Regions from separate parts of the Mus musculus genome. Here region 2 is linked to region 1. The links are chromatin loops, found by intact Hi-C in ENCODE. Cell type or tissue: left cerebral cortex. All regions are shown on one strand.

What was found. A loop is a pair of places that touch in the nucleus more often than their neighbours do. Peaks named below come from ENCODE experiments on the same cell type or tissue, not always from the same donor. Only the 100,000 strongest peaks of a DNase experiment are listed, where the experiment ranks them.
Region 2: it touches region 1 in a loop (8-fold over the local background); 2 of 42 quality-filtered maps call a loop at or near these places.

Annotation. Positions count from the first base shown.
Region 1 is chr5:38,355,806-38,358,305 of GRCm38, forward strand. All of the region lies in intron 11 of Slc2a9 (solute carrier family 2 (facilitated glucose transporter), member 9), which reads right to left. It overlaps Gm40290 (a long non-coding RNA gene), which reads left to right. Exons shown (of 3, transcript XR_868373.2): 1 at 1-1,555; 2 at 2,450-2,500. Among named protein-coding and RNA genes, the nearest start is that of Gm40290, 1.6 kb to the left of the region's middle. In left cerebral cortex, no CTCF peak of the experiment used is centred here; a DNase peak (open chromatin) is centred at 1,318.
Region 2 is chr5:38,439,303-38,441,802 of GRCm38, forward strand. Slc2a9 (solute carrier family 2 (facilitated glucose transporter), member 9) reads right to left here. Exons shown (of 12, transcript NM_001102414.1): 4 at 1,348-1,472. Among named protein-coding and RNA genes, the nearest start is that of Slc2a9, 40 kb to the right of the region's middle. In left cerebral cortex, no CTCF peak of the experiment used is centred here; DNase peaks (open chromatin) are centred at 1,150, 1,513, 2,052 and 2,327.

The DNA of each region.
Region 1 (2,500 bases):
TCCTTTATCAAAAGCAAAAAGGTGCTCTGAGCTGAAATGATTCATTTCTGCCACAATAGTTTACATGTTTGGAGAGAAGTAGCCAGAAATCATGTTTATACTTAAGAAGTGCCTGTCCACTCTTCATAGTGGGTTCAGTCCGGCCCTCAATGACAACAAAAACCCCTATCATTTTCTGCTGCTTGTGTGGTGGTGGATCTCAGAATGAGCTCCCTGCATCCTGGGGACACATGTCACTCTTTGGAGTTTCAAGAACTTATCATAGCATCTGATGTACATTGCTGCTTTTAGAAGGTTTTAGTGTTTCTCTCTCTGGCTGCTTGTACTCTGGAAGTGTTGGCATTCTCCTCTCTTTTCTCCTTCCTCCCTCCCTCCCCTCTAGTCCTCCCTTCCCCTCCTCTCTCCTGTTTCTCAGTCTAGGATAGCAGGGCAGACAACACTTTTCAATAGTCATAGTGACAATAAGCTTTGCTTTAGGTCCCATGCAGACACCATGCAGATGGAAGTCTGAGTCTCTTGAGAACCCAGCTGCAAAACTCAGGCACTGCTCTTGTTTCAAAGACAAGACAGTGACAGTCATCAGGGACAAGTTAGCATTACTCTCTGCCCCTGACCTCAATGTTCAGGGGCTCAGGCAGAATTCAAGGTCACCTTGTTTGACTCCAGAGTCTACTTAATTAATCCAGAAGGTTTTGCTAACACACTGCCTGGCAAGAAGACCAAGAACAGCAACCACCAGAACAAGCACAGAGTTGTGGGTCCTGTCTTAGGCTGGGGCTTGAGGCAAGAAGATTGTGTGGGACATGATGGGGATGTGGTGGTGCCTGGTAACTCTCCCAGGTTGCTTGGGACTGACCAATGTTTTAAGATTTGGGCTGTCTGGGATAGTTTTGAGCAAACATCCTAGGGTATGTTGGTCACCATAGAAAGGACAGTCATTGCCTGTCAACTTTTTTTCTCCCAAAGGCACACTGAAATCCTAGGCCCTGATCCCTGTGAATGTGGCATTACTTAAGGACAATCTTACAGGTGTGGTAATGGTACTATGAGGTCTGCTCAGCCAGAAGAGAGCACCTCCATGCAGAAGCTGCCCATGCCCTTCATCTCGTCCTTGCAGACATTTTTCCTCCTCTTTCTGCTTGCCTCAGGCCTTACCACAGGATCCTTGATAAACCACAGCTATCAGGTCTCCCTGCTCAATCTCACACTCTAGAACAACGTCTGAGTATCTAAAAAGAGGTCTTCCAGAAACACGCATATGTAGTTCTGTGTGTTCCCACTACCTTCTGTCCTTTATGGGTTACCAGATGTCTGTGGGAGCTCAGACTTGGTAACATGCTCAGATCATTTGTACTGTTCTGACTTATGCCAGTAATTCCACCCCCTCCACACTGTGTCAGAATGTGTGACAGGCAGAAGACTCCAGCACCCACCAGGCATCTTCAACTCCTAGATGAATCTCATGGGTCTTCAGGATGGAATCCCGTTGGTCTACTGGAGCAAATGAGGATTCCTCAAGGCCCAGCAGGATCTATCCAAACATGCACTGAGAATGGTAAGTGACTATGGAGATGGGCACACAGTGACGATTGCTGGGTGCTGAGTTAGAATAGCCAGTGTGTCTCCCACAATACCAACGCGCATGTCCATTCTTGTCATCTGCTGGGTGACGACTTGCCAGGTACTCAGTTACCCAGAACTGCCGTCACATGACTTCTCCTGGGGGTTCCAGGTTTTTTGTGTGCTTATCCAGAGAGGGGAGTTTCCAATCACATGTCCAGACCCTGCTTCTAAAACCCACCTCATAATGTATAATGGCCTTCAGCAATCCAGGCCTAGGTTATAAGTGTTACTCTTTTTTGAAAAGGGGAGTGGGGGACTTGCATATGTGATGAAGTTCTAGCTATGAAAGGGGGATCCTGGACAACCTGGGTAGGCTTTGTATGTCATTGTCCCTTCAAGGATGAGGTAGAGATATACAACACACAAGATGAGAGCTGCAGGACACCAGTCACCTGGGAGGAGGGAAGAAGGGAGCTGAGCTCACATCTTGAGCATCCTGTCTGAGATGACTCCCATCAGAGTTAACTCACTGCCCTCAGTACAGCATTGGCATCTTCAAGAAGGGGGAGCCTTCTGAACCTTACTAAAGGCTTCAACACTGTTTTATAGTTCTGGTTTGGGTCTTCCCCCAGAAAGCCCATGTGCTGAAGGTCCAATCCCTATTGCAGCAGCATTCCAAAGGTCTTTGAGAACGTAGTTGGATTCCAGGGGCTCTGGCTTCCTAAGAGAATTTGTCCTCTGGTGGAGTCACCATTTGCGTGAACAATTAGAGGTGATGGGCATGGAAGGCGGGGGCCTAGTTAGAAGAAGTGTACCACTGGGGGGGGGTGCCCTAGAAATATAGATCTTGTCTCCAGCTCTTCCCTGTCTCTTCTATGCTTCCCAGACACAAGGATGTGAACTAGTTTACCTCACCCCAAGCCCTCAGCCATGATGC
Region 2 (2,500 bases), 83 kb after region 1:
GGTTTGAATACATTTGGCCCCCTTAGATTCACGTGTTTGAATGTGTGGCCCTTAGGGAGTGACACTAATAGGAGGTGTGGCCTTGTTGGAAGAAGTATGTCATTGTGGAGGTGGGCTTTGAGGACTCTCTCCTAGTGCTCAATGTAGAACTCTCAGCTTCTCCTACACTCAGTGTCTGCCTATACTCTGCCATGCTTCCTGTCATGATGATAGTGGACTGAACCTCTGAAATTGTAAGCCACCCCAACTAAATGTTTTCCTTTATAAGAGTTGTCTTGGTCATGGTGTCTCTTCACAGCAATAAAACACAAACTAAGAAGAGCTGATTGGTGATACTGAGGCTTAGAGAGTCTTTGCTCAGCAGATCTGCAGGGTTAGGCCTAAAGCAGTTTGCTGTGGTAGTAATTTGAGTCTGTAAACCTCACTCCCTTGGCAGAGCTTGGCCACTCTGCTCTGCCTGCCCTGCCACACAATCAGTCTGTCACACAGGTTGTCCCTGGTCCTCCGGACCCCACTCCTGCATCTACTCTACACTCCATATCCAAGTGCTCATGGACATGGTGGCACTGATGAACTGATCCGTGCCCTGCCCTTCTCAGCACAAACACTTGTTCCTAACTGTAGGCTGCACCATGTGGCCTTGGTTCCCTTTCAGCCTCAGCTCCCACACTCACCTTCACACAAAGCTCCAGGATACTTGGCTCCTCACTCTTCCTCTGAAATGCCAACCACCTTCAACCTCAGGACCACTCTCCTTTCTCCTGAGAACCTGATTCCTCAGATTTCCAGTCAGTTCTCAATCTCCATTCATTCTGATCTCTGCTCACATTTCCCAATCCTCCTAACTGGCTTTCCTAAAAACCTCCTTACTAACCCTCTGCTCTACCTTGTTTGCTTCCTAGGACTTGTACCTAATTAGATGCCTTCTGCCTCCAGCAGCAGGGTCCTCCCCAGTACACAGAAGACAGGGCATAGTCAGTATTCTAATATATGATGAATGAATGGAAGAATGAGCAATTAGAAGCCCAGGATCCTTGGCCGAGCTTGCGGCTTACCACCTAGAGTATAGAGTTTATAAAGAATTCATCAGAGGGTGGCATGGCACACTGTAAACCATCTGGGACTTTGGCAGTGACTCAGCTCTACCAAGCCTGGTTTTCTCAGGTTGGTTACTAGAACACTGTGTAGAGGAGGGTTTAACACCCCTGGCTGCCCTACTTTCTGTGGGATGCTAAAATCTTGGTATCTCCCAAGTCTATCTCAGTCCCAAGCACCTCTCTCCACTCTAGACAAGCCCTGGGAGTGTCACTGCCTCCACCTCCCACCCCCAATTTCGTGAAATCTCACCTCCATCCACACCCATGATGAACCGTCCCACAATGAGCATCTCAAAGGTTCCTGCCCGGAGTGAGCATGCCATCAGCAACGCTGCGGAAATGGCAAATCCATTGTTGACCAGCAATGTGGACTTCCTGGAAGGAAAAGAGATCCAATAAGGACAATGTGCTGTGAAGTGTGACAGTGTCCTTTCTCCCGCAAACAGAGAAGCCAGTTGCTCCAGAAGGCAAACGTGGGCTTAGGAATTGAGGTCACAGTCTGTCCCTCACTCCCACTCTTGAACCTGGCATCTACTCCCTGTGTCCAGGTTCACAGTGGGGTAGACAAGGGGCACTGCCAACTTGAAGGCCATTAATTCCTTGTGGTAGGAATTGATTTCATCAATTCTGAGTTTTATTTAACATTTTTAAAAGACAAGTTATGATGCAGGAGCTTAGCTAAGTGCAAAAACAGAAACCACTCGGTATTCTAGTGGGAAGACCATAGCATGTAGATAAACCATGATAAAGGAATGATTCGGGTGCAGACTCTGAAGGGGACGTGGTGCTACTCTGTGGTGCTAGCATCTTTGGGATTTGGGAAGGGAACCCTGAGGAGCTGGCTTGGAGAAGTGCTGCCGGCTGGCACCTCCTCTCTGCTGGGCACTTGCTCTGCTTCTGGGGACTGGGGACAAAAGCTGGAGCTGGAATGGGTAGCCAAAGGCACTCAGGCAAACAAACAAATCCGGGGGGTGCAGTGCCTAGACAACATCTGGACAGCCAATAGTGGCATCCTACTGTTCCAGCTGGCAGACTTGGCCCTCTGTTTCTCTTCCCTTCTTCCCTCCTCCCTACATCTCTCACTTTCTCCCTCCCCCTCAATGAAACAATCATATTTCTTAATACTCGATAGGCAGCTTAGATTTAATGAGCTACAGTTTTAGATGTAAAGCTGGATTGGAACCATCTAGCAGAGCCAGACAGACTCCCCTGGTAATCGTTACTTTCACCGCTGTGGTTCGGGACCGCTGTCTGTTTCAGGAATGTGTCCCTAGGCCCTCACAGTTGAGATTCATGCCTCACTGTGGGGGCTGGATTCCTGTTCCTGGGACAGCTCTGTCTTTGAGGAATGAGGAGGCTGTTTTCTTTTCCTCCATTGCAGAACCAACCCAGCAGCTTCCATT